2 separate regions of the Homo sapiens genome follow, and region 1 is linked to region 2. Evidence: chromatin loops called from intact Hi-C (ENCODE). Cell type or tissue: CD14-positive monocyte. All regions are shown on one strand.

What was found. Peaks named below come from ENCODE experiments on the same cell type or tissue, not always from the same donor. Only the 100,000 strongest peaks of a DNase experiment are listed, where the experiment ranks them.
Region 1: it touches region 2 in a loop (5-fold over the local background); 72 of 110 quality-filtered maps call a loop at or near these places.

The regions. Positions count from the first base shown.
Region 1 is chr17:60,033,875-60,041,874 of GRCh38, reverse strand. HEATR6 (HEAT repeat containing 6) reads left to right here. Exons shown (of 20, transcript NM_022070.5): 20 at 1-867. Among named protein-coding and RNA genes, the nearest start is that of MIR4737, 5.2 kb to the left of the region's middle. RefSeq lists enhancers at 1,713-2,007, 4,725-4,854. In CD14-positive monocyte, CTCF peaks have their summits at 4,600 (motif pointing right) and 7,095; a DNase peak (open chromatin) is centred at 4,604; H3K27me3 peaks cover 1,581 bases.
Region 2 is chr17:59,911,036-59,919,035 of GRCh38, reverse strand. RPS6KB1 (ribosomal protein S6 kinase B1) reads right to left here. Exons shown (of 15, transcript NM_003161.4): 3 at 6,232-6,352; 4 at 4,333-4,401. It also overlaps the pseudogene RPS29P21. Among named protein-coding and RNA genes, the nearest start is that of RPS6KB1, 22 kb to the right of the region's middle. In CD14-positive monocyte, CTCF peaks have their summits at 4,373 and 4,576 (motif pointing left); a DNase peak (open chromatin) is centred at 4,565; H3K27ac peaks cover 967 bases.

The DNA of each region.
Region 1 (8,000 bases), 120 kb before region 2:
ACAAAAAATGGGTGTTGGTGATATTTTATCATGGTTATTTAGCTTAAAATACACGTGTAAAGGCAGGTGTCTTCCATTTTTCTCCTTTGCCTTTTAGCTGCTGTTTTCCTGCCTCTGACATGTTGGCTGCTCAGAAACTGCTCTCTGGGCAGTGATTGGGGAACAGGGTATTCAAGTTCACTAAAGGCTCAATTTTCCATTGATAGAATATCAGTGTCCACAGAATTAAGACTGCAAGCACAGCAAAGACACCCATATTGAATGTTCCCTTAAATTGCTTTTATTTGGAGACAATTCTGAACATGAAGTGTTATAGAGGGCCCAGGAAACTAAGTTGAGCCCACCTGACCCTGTGATGAATCTTGGAACTTCCGTCTCTTGAATACATTCTTAGTAGTAGCTTCTTGGCATTTTCAAAAAAGGAAAAAAAAAATATGGCATAGACAGCTTATTACTGTGATTCTTTGAGTTTTCTCAGGTGAGTTTTTTGATAAAATATTTGTGAAGTGGCCTCATGGTTTCATTTGATGATTCACTCTTATCCTTTCCTTATCTTGAATAAAATCCCATTCATTTTCTTTTTAAAACTTCAGCTTCTGTAAAGGTTTCCAGATCCTGATGTGGATGTTAATGTTCATGTGCAGGAAAACAATGAAGGCATAGCACCTCTAGAAACTTCAGAAGGCAGTGGTACCTGCTGTGTCCCAACAGTATGCTGATTCTCTTCTCTGCAGCATTGTGGGTGTACATACACTAAAGGACAGAAGCTCCTCATATGCCTGGGCACGTGCCTCCATAAAGCTGCTGTGGGGAAAGGAAGCCACTGACAATAAAGACAACTTAAGCTGATGAAAATCAGCACACAGCTCCACTGGTTCAGATTTCTAATGCAGAATGCCAGATTCTAAATTATCTTTTGACACTTAAAAATTGGGAGGAAGAGTCATCCAGGCACAGATGGCTAGGGCCCTTGTCCATTAGACTACAGCATTATGAGACGTTGCTTATCTTACTCTTTGAACCTTTTCTGTGACGAGTAAAAAACAAACAAACAAACAAAACATTAATTCCTATCCCCTTCCAGAACTCAAGAAAAGCGCCTCTTCTGAGGTTGGGTGCCATGGCTCATATCTGTAATCCCAATAGGCCAAGGCGGGAGGATCACTTGAGCCCTAGGAATTCTAGACCAACCTGGGCAATATAGGGAGACGGTCTCTACAAAAAAAAAAAAATTAAAAATTAGCTGGGTGTGGAAGTGCGCACCTATAGTCCCAGCTACTCAGGAGGCTGAGGTGGAGGATTGCTTGAGCTCTGGAGGTCAAGGCTGCAGTGAGCTGTGATCGCACCACTGCACTCCAGCCAGGGCAACAGAGTAAGACCTTCTCTCTAAACAACAAAAAAGGAAACCTCCTATGGAGCACCAATGCAAAGGTGTCCTTGATTTTGGTATTTGTGCTTGAATACAGACCATGAGCAAAAGCCTCACCATCTTTCCAGCATAAGAGCTAAGTAAATCAAATACTCTGGTTCATTCAGCCTTTGCTGCATTGATGTAGTGCAGTGGTTAAGAGCTTGGGCTTAAATCCTGGCTGTGCAGCTTTCTACCTGTGAAAGTTGCTTAACCCTTCTGTGCCTTATTTTATTCATCTGTAAAATGGGGATAAAAGTGCCTATTTCATAAGGATATTATAATGACTAAAATAGATAATACATAGAAAGTTCTTAGAACAGCTTCTGGCATTCAATAAATGTCAGGTATTTATTTCCTTGAATTTTCAGAGCAGCAGGCAGAAATACTGTCAACACATCATGAGCCTTTGTGATGGCAGTTAAACAGCTGGAATCTTGTAGGTCAGGTGCTAGCTGGCATGCCTCGGGAACCTGGATCAGAAAGATAAGCAGTGAGGAAGAGGCGCTGCTGCAGGACCTCTCTATCCTACTAGGAACAGCCCTCTGTCTAGCCCCCATGGGTCCCTCCCAGGAAAGAGAAGGGACTAGAAGTGGGAGAGGCCACACAAACTGAACAGGGAAGTAGGGGAGTAGGTCTTGGTTCTGCCTCATGACCCATCTCTGCGAGCCAGTCTTCAGGAATCACATCTCCAGCTTGCACACGCTCAGGAATTACTCCTGGTTTTAAAGGGCAACTCCTCTACTTAATGACTACACCCTTGGGCAGTCACTTGACCACTTATCTGTAAAGGGATACCAGTATCTCACACAGTTGTTCAGGAGTAGCTCCCATAATGTAAAGCACCTGGCTCGGAGCCTGGCATAGAGAGAGGGGCTCAGTGACAGATGGTGCCTCTTGTTACACTTTTCCTAGGTCTTCTCCCGGGGCTAGCATTTCTCTGCTTCTCATTGGAGTAAGATCCCTAGAGTGGGATATTGGAGAATGTCTGTCTGGTTCTAGTACACACCTTGAGTCCTCAAGCCTAGGCTGAAGGCATCCTCAGCTCCAGGAACATGGACATTATATTAGGGGTGGGGCCAAAGTCTTGGAAAATGAGCACTCATTCAATTACCATTTCCTTCCAACACACCCGAGCACCACAACACCGTAGCCCGCAGCCGTGGCTCACTGGACTCATCGGGGAGGAACGCGGTGGTGGTGCAGCCTCTCTCCAGGCATACTGCGTGAAAAAGCCCCTCCTTGAGAATGATTGCTTTACAGTCTCCACCATGACCAACCAGGATTTGCTGTAGGAATGCAGGAAAGTCCTATTAATAAAATGCAATCACATTAGTGGGTCAAATAAGAAAATACAAATGGTCATCTTTATGGATGCTGGAAGAGTGACGAAATGCAGTATCCTTTTCTGATCAAAATTATTTTTAAAAAAGAATTCAAAAAGATAATTCATTAGCATAATGAAATATACCTATCTTAATAGGGACTTCCCTAAAACTCAGAACCAAGACAAGCAAGAATGATATCACCAATATTACCTAATACTGTACAAGAAATTTTAATGGCCAATGTGATTCAATAAACCAAAAATCAAAATTTTCAAAGTTTTTTTTCAAAAAGAGGTTCCAAATTATCATTATTTGCAGAAAACCAGTCTGAGTGATTGGATTCACAAATCCTTGTGTGCAGAAAACCAAGAAAGTAATAAAACCAAAATTCAGAAAGTAATTAAACCAATATTCAGAAAGTAAAAAAACCAATAAAAGTTCTGTAAGGCAGCTGGTTACAAAGTAAACATGCCAAATCAGTAGCTCTTCTATATATCAGCAATAACCAATTTGATTTTTAATAAAAATTTTAATAATAAAAATACCTGAGAATAAATTTAACCAAGCTTATGCAAGGATTCTGAGGAAAAAAAATAAAAACTTTTACCAGTGGTCATAAAAGAAGATTTTTTTAAATGAGAAGATATATCATTACTAGACTGAAGGACTCAATCTATTAAAAGGCTACTTTCCTCCAAATCTATACATTTCATAAAATTCCCATCAAAATTAGAATTTTTTAAAGGACAAAATGATGTTTTTTTTCGAGACAGAATCTCACTCTGTCACCCAGGCTGGAGTGCAGTCATATTATCTTGGCTCACTGCAACTTCTGCTCATGGGTTCAAGCAATTCTTGTGCCTCAGCCTCCCAAGTAGCTGGGATTACAGGTGTGTGCCACCACACCTGGCTAATTTAAGGACAAAATGATTCTAAAGGTCATCTGGAAAAGTGAATAAAAAAATTCAAGCCAGGAATCAGGCTTACAGCTACCACACTGTGGAGGGAAAGAGAAATTTCTCCCCCAATTAGTGTGCATTTTTCAACCTTTAAAAATCCATGCTTTTGTTTTTTAAATAAAAATTCTTCTCCCATTCTCATTCCAGTCATACTCCGTCCTGTCTTTCCCACTGAATGTTACTATGAATCCTGGACCACAGGCATGGAGCAGCTAGCTCTGAAAACAAGGTGGTAGCAGGAAGATCAGGGAAGGAAAAGAGAACTCTAAACACCACCAAAGTGGCAGTAAGTCTGCCATTTTATTCCCCCTCTGGGGTCTCCTGGCCTGGACTCAAAGATGAACCAAAACCTGGAATTGCATACCAGATGCAGATAGAAAGAGCTCTGAGCCTCTGTTTCTGACCTTAGGAGAGAGGTAAGCACCCCTATAGGTCAGCAAAAGCGGGGAAATCCTGTGTTTGCTGTCTCTTTTCTCCCCACACCAGCCCCTAGGCAATCTCACTGCAGCAGTGGCAGCCAGGCAGGTGCCTAGAACTTCAAGGGAAGGAAACTCATCTCTCTGCCAGAGGAAGAATGGTCCCAACAGCAAGGGAGTCATGCCCATGGCTTTTTTCTCTTTACACAACCTTCCATGCTTGGCCGTGGAGGCAGACAGTCACAGAAACTGTAGGGCAGAGCAGTACAGTTAAAACCCTGACTTTCTAGCCAGAGGACCGGAAAGAGGGACCCCTGAGACTGTAAAGTGTTGAGATTTCAGAGAGGAGGGAACGCAAGAAGGCAATACCCTAAAGTTGTATGTGAACTCCTGGGCTCATGCCCAGGCATTCCATGTGTGGATCTGAACAAAGGCTTTGAGAACTGAACGGTGGGACAAGGCACTGTCCAGTCTCGTACCCGCCACTGGGTGGCGCACACACGGGGCGGATCTGAACAGCGCGGCAAAGGCTCTGAAGCTTAATTGATATTGAACCACAACCCGCAGGAGGCAGGTGGGAACTTGTGACTGAACCTAACCAGGACGATTGCCTGCCAAAGCAAAAACACAGGATTCCAACATGGCCCAGATTCTCATAACACAAAATTAGAATGTTCAGGATACCGTCCATAACTACTTGACCTGTAGAGAACAGAGAGAACCTTAATTTCCTGAAGACACTCCTGGGCTCAAGGGAATCTTCCCACCTCAGCCTCCCGAGTAGCTGGGATTACAGGTGCGTGCCACCACACCCGGCTAATTTTGTATTTTTAGTAGCGACCGGGTTTCTCCATGTTGGTCAGGCTGGTTTCTACATTTCACGTGAAGCACTAAATATATAACCTAAATAGACTATGAAAACCTAGGTGTTTTGTAATCCCTAAAGCAACTACATTTTCAACTTACACAAAAAGATATGGTTAAAAAAATCAGTGAATTAAAATGGAATTCCAAAAAATTCAAATAATCCAAAGGAAGGCAGGAAAAGTCAAAACAGGAATGAAAAACACAGGGAAAAATAGAGAACAAATAGAAAACACAATAAAATATTAAATGTAAATCCAAACATACCAACGATTATATTAAATTTAAAAAGTTGAAATATGCTAATAAAAAGATAGATTGTTGAATGTAAAAAACTAACAAACAAAAAACCCAACACTCAACTATATGTGTCTAAGAAACTCATTTTAAGTAAATAGTATAGATTAAAAATGAAAGGACAAAAAAGAAAGATATATCATACAAATACTAATCAAAAGAAATCTGGAGTAATTACATACCATCAGACAAAACAGACTTCAGAGCAAGGAAATTTACCAAGGATACAGAGGGACATTACATAATGATAACAAGGTCAATTTTCAAAGAAAACATTAACAATCCTAAGCATCTATGTACCTAACAACAGAGCTTCAAAATCCATGAGGCAAAACCTGACAGAACTGAAAAGAGAAATGGCAAATCAGCAATTACAGTTGGACACCCCAACCTGCCTTTCTCAGTAATCCCTAGAACAAATAGATCACATTCTGGATCATAAAACAACAATTTTTTTTCTTTTTTAGACAAGGTCTTGCTCTGCTGCTCAGGCTGGAGTACAGTAGAGCAATCTCAGCTCACTGCAGCCCAACTTCACGGGCTCAAACGATCCTCCCACTTCAGCCTCCCGAGTAGCTGGGACCACACGCTTGTGCCACCACACCTGAGTAATTTTTGTATTTTTGGTAGAGATGGGGTTTCGCCATGTTCCCCAGGCTGGTCTCGAACTCCTGACCTTAAATGATCCATCCGCCTTGGCCTCCCAAAAGTGCTGGGATTACAGGCATGAGCCACCACTCCAAGCCCATAAAACAAACCTTAACAAATTTAAAAGAACAGAAATAATACAAAGCAAGGTCTCTGAGCATAATGGAATTAAACCAGAGATCGATAACTGACAAAAATCTCTAAATAGTTGGAAATTAAATAATATACTTCTAAGTAATCCATGGGTCAAAGGAGGTAGTCTCAAAGGAAATGAGGATATTAGAAAATACTTAAAACTGAACAAAAACAAAAATACAATAAATCAAAATGTGTAGATGCAGCTAAAGAAGAGCTCAGATGGAAATTTATAGCATTTGATGCTTATTTTAGAAAAGAAGGAAGGCTCGAGTCAACAATCTAAACCTCAGCTTTAATAAACTAAAGAAAAAAAAGGGCAAAATAAACCTAAAACAAGCAGAAGGAAGGAAGTTTTGGTAAGTTAAAGAAGCCACTCTCAAAAGGTTACATATTGTATGAACACATGACATTATGGAAAAGGCAAAGCTACAGGGACAAAAAACATCGGTTGGTGGCCAGGGATTGGGGTGAGGCAAGGATGCCACGACAGGGAGCATGAAGCAGATTTGTGGGAGTGATCAAACTGTTCGGAACCTTGATTGGGGTGGGGCAACAAAACTCATAGGGCAGTATACCCCCAAATAGCCTTTTTATTAAAATGATAATCTCTCACTGTTTGGAATCCTGATTGGGGTGGGGTTACAAAACTCATGGAGCGGTATACTCACAAACAGTCTTTTTATTAAAATAATAATCTCTCTCTCACTCTCTCTCTCTCTCTCTCGATCTCTCACACATACACACATGCACGCACACAATGTTTCTCACCATGCAGGCTGTGTCTGTTCACCACTGCCAACAGTATGCCAGGTATAATAAGACTAAATATGTTTTTTTGTTGAATTAAAGCCATTCATTCAAAATGAATCACTGGTACCCAAAAGATGGGGTCTAACTTATGTTTAATTATAATGGGAATAAGTAGCACTTATTGACTGCTTTTTAATTTGCCAAGTACTGCCAAAGATTGAGATGCATTATTCAAATGCATTTATAACTCTTAGATCATTCTGTTCTTTATAATGGCATATTTCGTAGCCATTTCTATTTCTTGAAATTTCAAGTCTTTTGGTTTTTTTGATTCTTTTGGCAAACTTTCTTAAAAGTACAAGAGCCCAAGTTGCACAGGTAAATAATAGCAATGTAGCGGAATGACCACCAGATGGAGACAGAGAACACAAAGTTATTCAGACGCAAGGTTTTTGCCAGAGTTGTTTCCCAGGCTCAGGAGGCACAACACCTGGATATGAGGTTGCTCCCATTAGGACGCTGGTTCTCAAACCTGGCTGCTCATTAAAATCACCTGGGGACATTTACACTACTGATGAACAGCCCCCTTCACCCCACCCCTGAGTTTTGTGGTCTGGAGTACGGTCTTGCCACTGAGAGTTTTAAAAGCTGCACAAGTGATTCTAGTTGCAGACAAGTTTGAGAACCACTACTTTCAAACATGCAACAGTGGAGGGTCTCGAGCTGGTGTGTTTCAGAATCATCTGGGGAATTCGTGAAAAACAGAGACTCAGGCTGTTGTAGCCTTCATTCTTTTGAGAAGCAGTGTATTCTGAAATGATGACATGCTAAACTTAACAATAGTTAAAAAAAATAATCAGTACTGAATCTGATACAAGGCCAGGTGTGGTGGCTCACACCTGTAATCCCAGCACTTCGGGAGGCCAAGGTGGGAGGATCGCTTGAAGCCAGGAGTTCAAGACCAGCCTGGTCAACATAGCAAGATCCCATCTCCACAAAAGAAAAATTAAAAAATTAGCTGGGCATGGTGGCACATGCCTGTAGTCCCAGCTACTCGGAAGGCTGAGACGGGAGGATGGCTTGAGTCCAGGAGGTCAAGGCTGCAGTGAGCTGAGATTATGCCACTGCACCGAGCGTGGGTGACAGAGTGAGACCCTGTCTCAATAAACAGATAAATCAGATACAGTCTCAT
Region 2 (8,000 bases):
ACATGGCGAAACCCTGTCACTACTAAAAATGCAAAAATTAGCCAGGCAGGGTGGCACATGCCTGTTATCCCAGCTACTTGGGTGGCTGAGGCACAAGAATCGCTTGAACCCAGGAGGTGGAAATTGCAGTGAGCCGAGACTGTGCCACTGCACTCCAGCCTAGACGACAGAGCAAGACTCCAACTCAAAAAAAAAAAAAAAAAAAAGAATAATCAGTGAATGACACCAGACATCTAAAGAAGGCCTCTAACATGGAACAAAGTGACTAAAACTGACTAAATCAAAGTCAAAGAAAACAGAAAGTCAAAAAAGAACATGCGTAAAACAAAAGAACATTTCAAATAATTATAATTAAACTCTCAGAGAGGCTGGGCGTGGTGGCTCACACCTGTAATCCCAGCACTTTGGGATGCCGAGGTGGACGTTTTGCCTGAGGTCAGGAGTTCAAGACCAGTCTGGCCAACATGATGAAACCCGATATCTGCTAAAAATACAAAAATTAGCCAGGTGTGGTAGCGGGCACCTGTAATCCCAGCTACTCAGGAGGCTGAGGCAGGAGAATCGCTTGAACGCAGGAGGCAGGGGTTGCAGTGAGCCAAGATCGCACCACTGCACTCAAACCTGCACGACAGAGTGAGACTCTTGTCTCAAAAAAATAATAATAAACATTAAAAAAAAATAAAACTCTCAGAGGGGTAAGAGAAGATATTATACTCATTAAACAGGTTGCTATAAAACAAAAACAACAGAAAGAATTCTGGAGAATCACAAATACAACAGCTTTAAAAAAAAATTTAGTCAAATGGCTGGGCACAGTGGCTTACGCCTGTAATCCCAGCACTTCAGGAGGCCAAGGCGGGCGGATCACCTAAGTCAGGAGTTCGAAACCAGCCTGACCAACATGGAGGAACCCTGTCTCTTCTAAAAATACAAAATTAGCCGGGCATGGTGGCACATGCCTGTAATCCCAGCTACTCGGGAGGCTGAGGCAGGGGAATCGCTTGAACCCAGGAGGCGGAGGTTGCGGTGAGCCAAGATTGCGCCATTGCACTCCAGCCTGGGCAACAAGAGCAAAACTCCATCTCAAAAAAAAATTGAGTAGAAGAAAGTAAACAAGACAAAGAAATGGAAACGTGGAAAAGATAAGAAAAATTAGATGATCGGTCCAGGAGATCCAACATCCAACTAATTGCAATTCCAAGAAGAGAAAACAGTGGGAAGGAAATTACCAAATAAATCACATAAGAAAATTTCCTAGAACTGAAAGACTAAAGCTTTAAGATTAAAAGAATAAAAATAGGCTGGGCACAGTGGCACATGCCTGTAATCCCAACACTTTGGGAGCCAAAACAGAACAACTGCTTGAGGCCAGGAGTTCCAGGCCAGCCGGGGAAACACAGGAAGACCTTGTCTCTACGAAACATTTTAAAAATGAACTGGGCGTGGTGGCATGCATCTGCAGTCCTAGCTACTCAGAAGTTGTGGCAGGAGGATCGCTTGAGCCCAGGAGTTACAGGTTACAGTGAAGTATGATCACACCACCACACTCCAGCCTGGGAAACAGAGTGAGACCCTGTCTCTTAAAAATAAATAAATTAATTAATTTAATTAAATAGGCCGGGCGCAGTGGGCCATACCTGTAATCCAATCCCAGCACTTTGGGTGGCCGAGGCGGGTGGATCACTTGAGCCCAGGAGTTCAACACCAGCCTGGGCAACATGGTGAGTGCCCATCTCTACATTTTTTTTTATTAGCCAGGCCTGGTGGTGCGTGTCTGTGGTCCCAGCTACTCAGGAGACTGAGGTGGGAGGATAGCTTGAGCCCAGGAATTTGAGGTTGCACTGAGCTATAATTGTGTCACCGCACTCCTGTCTAGGTGACAGGGCGAGACCCTATCTCAAAAACTAACTAAATAAAAATAATAATCAAAGTCAAAGCAACACACATCACTATAAAAACTTAGATCAGAAATAAAGAGAAAATCTTAAATATTTCCACAGAAAAAATAGGCCATGTGTAAACGACTGGGAATCAGAATGCCAAAGCACTTCAACAGAAACTCTCAAGAATAGAAGAAAACTGAGCAAAATTCTAAGTGAAAATAATTTTCAACTCCAATAACATAAACAATCAAGTAAATAAAAATGTAAAGAAATTCTCAAATATGCAATATGGATATATTTTTATTATAAATGTATCTTTATATACCTTGTCTGAGGGAGCCACTAGTATAGTGTCACCAAAACAAGGACATAAACTAAGAAAAAGGGAAAAAATGAAGATATGGGATCCAGGAAACAAAAGATCCAACACTGAAGGAGCCAAGAGGATTCCAGGGTTGTGGTGAAGAAAGAGTCCAGTCATAACAGTTGTGACTAAAGAGCTACCACTCCAGATGGGAACAGGTGGATAGAAAGTTCCTAAGATATGCCTCTGGGAAATAAATGGAACTGATAGATTATCTTATAAGCCTGATCAAAGAACATTAGACTGAAAGGTGTTTTACAAAGTTGTTGGAAGACATCAGAGGACAATAGTAGATTCAAAGAAAGCAAAACAAAATGAGAGGATGAGGATAAAGGAGGGTGAAGTAAACAAGAAACAAATCCTTAACTCGCATAAAAGAAAGTTAATACTGCCAGGCTCGGTGGCTCACGCCTGTAATCCCAACACTTTGGGAGGTCAAGGCGGGCCGATCCCCCGAGGTCAGGAGTTCGACACCAGCATGCCAATATGGCGAAACCGCATCTCTACTAAAAATACAAAAATTAGCCGGGTGTGGTGGTGGGCGCCTGTAATCCCAGACACTCAGGAAGCTGAAGCAGAGGAATCGCTTTAACCTGGGAGGTGGAGGTTGCAGTGAGCTGAGATCACGCCACTGCACTCCAGCCTGGGCAACAGAGTGAGGCTCCGTCTAAAAAAAAAAATTGAAAACTGCTGAATTAAAAAGATAGCAGTTGGCTGGGCATGGTGGCTCATGCCTGTAATCCCAGCACTTTGGGAGGCCAAGGCGGGCAGATCACCTGAGTTCGAGACCAGCCTAACCAACATGGAGAAACCCCATCTCTACTAAAAATACAAAATTAGCCGGGCGTGGTGGCACATGCCTGTAATCCCAGCTACTAGGGAGGCTGAGGCAGGAGAATCACTTGAACCTGGGAGGCGGAGGTTGTGGTGAGCCGAGATCACTCCACTGCACTCCAGCCTGGGCAACAAGAGCAAAACTCTGTCACAATAAAAAAAAAAAAAAAAAAAAAAAAGATAGCAGTAGGCCAGGCGCAGTGGCTCGTGCCTGTAATCCCAGCAGTTTGGGAGGCCGAGGCAGATGGATCACCTGAGGTCAGGAGTTCGAGACCAGCCTGGCCAATATGGTGAAACCCCGTCTACACTAAAAATCCAAAAATTAGCCAGGCGTGGTGGTAGGCGCCTGTAATCCCAGCTATTAGGGAGGCTAGGGCAGGAGAATCACTTGAACCTGGGAGACAGAGGTTGCAGTGAGCTGAGATTGTACAACTGCACTCCAGCCTGGACAACAGAGTGAGAGTTCATCTCAAAAAAAAAGAGATGGCAGTACATGCTTATTACTTAGAAATAAGGAGATCAGAAACAGTGAAGAGTTACCTCAGCAAAGAATTGCAAGAGCTCTCTTTTCCACACTCACCAAGCAGAAATAAAAATAGGAATAACAGTAATGAAACATACCTCACATTCTAAAAAGTATTGCAACTGTGTTAGAAATACATTTTTTGCCGGGTGCGGTGGCTCATGCCTGTAATCCCTGCACTTTGGGATGCCGAGGCAGGTGGATCACTGAGGTCAGGAGATCAAGACCATCCTGGCCAATATGGTGAAACCCCGTTTCTATCAAAAATACAAAAAAGTAGCTGGGCGTGGCAGCATGCACCTGTAGTCCCAGCTACTCGGGAGGCTGAGGCAGGAGAATTACCTGAACCCGGGAGGTGGAGGTTGCAGTGAGCCGACATCGCACCACCGCACTCCAGCCTGGGCGACAGAGCGCGACTACGTCTCAAAAAAAAAAAAAAGAAAAGAAAATAAATACATTTTTTCTGTAAGAGACTGGGTCTTACTACATTGCTCAGGCTACCCTTGAACTCCTAAGTTCAAGCAATCCTCCTGACTCAGTCTCCCAAGTAGCTGGGACCACAGGTGTGCACCACTGTACCTGGCTTGAGATACATTTTTTTGACTGCAAATTTTAGGCCAAAATGTTACAACAATTAAAAATATGATATGATTGCTTCCCAGCCTTTTGGCTGAGATCAAGTGTAAAAATATGGTGTGTGAGGACTAAAAAGGGGGAGTGGAAATCACCTTTTTAAGCACCTTCATGGCAAATATTTTCCCAGTATTTGCTCCTGTTACTTTTCGTACTTGAAAAACCTGGATTAAAAAAAAGTGTGTGTTATTCAAAGGCAAACTATGTCAGGCATACTCCCTTAATTCCTAGTTATAAGAAACATATGCCACAGCAGTTTATATTATAAAAACTATGTGCAAAAATGATCAGCTAAAAGAACAGACCACATTAATGATCATGACTTTCCTGTTTGTTCTGCTGCCATCTGGTGGTAATGTTGGACAATGACCATCTAATAATAAACACTGTTACTTTATATTAATATATAAAATCCTACTTAGAACAAGCTATAAACAGTGTTCCCAGAGGCATAATACCACCTTAAAAATTATAAAATATTTCATAAATTTCTTTCAAGGTTGCTTGCCACTGCCCTTGCTTCACATAAAACTATTTAAAAATAGTTGGCAGTAAAAATTATAAAATATTTCATAAATTTCTTTCAAGGTTGCTTGCCACTGCCCTTGCTTCACATAAAACTATTTAAAAATAGTTGGCAGGAAATTACTGTTTACCTATTACTTAAAATAGTTTGTACTAATACTTGGCCCTCTGAATCTACAGGTTCAGCAGCCGTGGATTCAACCAACCGCAGAATGAAAATATTTGGGGGAAAAAACAATAAACAATACAAACAATAAAAAATAACACAAATATGGCCAGGTGAGGTGGCTCACAACTGTAAACCCGGCACTTTGGGAGGCCAACTCGGGTGGATCACCTGAGGTCAGGAGTTCAAGACCAGCCTGGCCAACATGGTGAAACCCCATCTCTACTAAAAATACAAAAATTAGCCGGATGTGGTGGCGCACACCTGTAATCCCAGCTACTCGGGAGACTGAGGCAGGAGAATCGCTTGAATCTGGAAGGCAGAGGTTGCAGTGAGCTGAGATCGTGCCACTGCACTCCAGCCTGCGGGAAAGAACGAGACTCTGTCTCAAAAATCATAAAAAATAAAATAAAAAATTAAGCATATGGGAGGATGTGTGTAGCTTATATGCAAATACTATGCCATTTTATATAAGGCACTTGAGCGTCGGCAGATTTTGTTATCTGCAAAGGTCTTGGAATCAGTTCTCCCTTACCCCTCCCCCATACTGAAAGACAACTATAAACATTTTCATGCAACACCTAAAACATGTGAGATTCAAAGTGCATGTGTTGCACATTCAGGATGATTAGAAATTACAATGTGTTCTTAAGCATAAGAATAGGCTACAAATGTCTGCTTTGCAAAAATTAACACTACACAATAGCAAAAATAATTCTTAAAACTTAATACTAACCAAGTTATTATCTAAATTATTTTGATAAGAGAATAGTTTGGTAAAAAGTTTTGTGGGCAGAACTCATAAAAGTGACGTCTTAAGTTGTAAAGCCTTGGGCAAAACTGTGAAACTAAATAGTTTTCTTCCCCCTTTTTATATTCCTTCAGCTTCCCCAATTCTATTGCTCCAGAAAACCAGTTGAGATTAAGGTCTCAGTAACAGATAACAACTCAGACTGCCATGTCTCTTGTAAGCAAGGAGGGCTTTATTTTTAAAGAGGATACCATTTAACCAAAGTAAAGAATGAACCCTTTAATAATAGACTTTGCCTGGTACAGTTGTCTATTTATGTATTCTATGAACCTTGACTGAGTACCTATTATGTGCCAGGCTTTTACATGTGTGGTGGTATGAAAAGAAGGGAAAACTGAACTTCTGTACATCCCTCAAACATACCAGCTAAGTGGTCATGATCACATCCTTTGCTGATAGCTGACAAAGACTGAAGATGACTGCTGGAACCAGGGCATAAAAATCAATCTATTCAAGACAGACAACAGCTCTCATTTCAAAAATATTGCCTACCTTTCCATAGCCCCCTTTACCAAGTACCCGAAGTAGCTCAAAACATTCTGGTCTGATTTTTTCTGGCCCTCTGTTCACACTAGTTTCTGAGATTTCAAATTTCTCACAATGTTCCATGCCACTGGGAAGAAAAGCAAAACCAAAAATAAATTTGCAAAAAGTTAAATTACTTTCAGCATATAGTCAAGAAAAAGGAGACAGAGAAATGTAATCTAAGTAAGTAAAAGTAAAAAAGTACATGACACCAAATTATTTGTGCTCTAAACAAACAGAACAGCAGGTCAAGAGGAGGGTGGCCTGATAATCGTTTGCCTCCTTGTTCATAGAATGGGCAATCAATTATTTACTTATTTTTATAATTGTTTATTTTATGCATAAAGGGGTACTATGGTTTTTCATTGGGTAGATGCCTTGGATAATCCATTCAAGTAAGATCACTTAGTCCAACTTAATGAAATCTATATCCTTCGTTTACTGATAGAAACACTGGCGCACATATTGAGGCCGTATTTCTGGATCAGACCTTGCCAGTTTGAGCAGACACAACAAGAGCAAGAACCCTGATTGAATTTTCATGGGTGACTCCAATACAGCTGCTGGTGACCCATCTTGCTCTTAGGAGTGCAACAAAGTAAAAGAAGACAATTATTTATTTTCATAAGCATCAAGCACCCCAAAGCTAAGGTAAGTTAGAAAAAGTTCATTAAGTTGACAAAGAAAAAAAGTCTTGCAGTTATTCAAATTTACTTCATTGAAAATATCTATGAAATTAGGTATTATCCAACCTCATTTGGCAATGTCAGCAGAAAATCAGGGATCTTTCCAAAACTACCCAATTAGTTCACATCATAGTACAAAACTTCTTCTCTGTATCTGTTTTTTCAAGTTATTAGCTTGATTTAAAGAATCCAATGGGCGTGGTGGCTCATGCCTGTAATCCCAGCACTTTGGGAGGCTGAGGTGGGCGGATCACTTGAGGTCGAGAGTTCAAGACCAGCCTGGCCAACATGGTAAAACCCTGTCTCCACTAAAAATACAAAAATTCCAGCCTAGCCAACATGGTGAAACCCCGTCTCTATTAAAAATACAAAAATTAGCTGGGCGTGGTGGCAGGAACCTATAATCCCAGCTACTCAGGAGGCTGAGGCAGGAGAATCACTTGAACCTGGGAGGCAGAGGTTGCAGTGGGCCGAGATCATGCCATCACACTCCAGCCTGGGAACAAGAGCGAGACTTTGTCTCAAAAAAAAAAAAAAAAAAAAAAAACCCAACAAAAATTAGCCAGGTGTGGTGGTGCGCTCCTGTAGTCCCAGCTACTTGGGAGGCTGAGGCAGGACAATCGCTTGAACCCAGGAGGTGGAGGTTGTGGTGAGCCGAGATTGTGCCACTGCACTCCAGCCTGGGTGACAGAGGGAGACTCCATCTCCAAAAAAATAAAAATAAAGAATCCAAAAGGGGTAGCAATTGTCTCTGTCATTTAAATGCTTTCTACATGAGTGATCTATCTTCTCATTCTCCTCCTACACTAATGCTTTTTACTTGAGAGTACAATACAGAGCAGATTAATCACCATACTCACCTAATGGAGCTTGTCTAAAATGACTTAAGATTACATGAATTTCTTTTTTGTTGTTGCTGTTGAGACGGAGTCTCGCTATGTCGCCCGGCTAATTTTTGAATTTTAAGAAGAGACGGGGTTTCGCCATGTCGGCCAGGCTGGTCTCGAACTCCTGATCTCAAATGACCCGCCCACCTTGGCCTCCCAAACT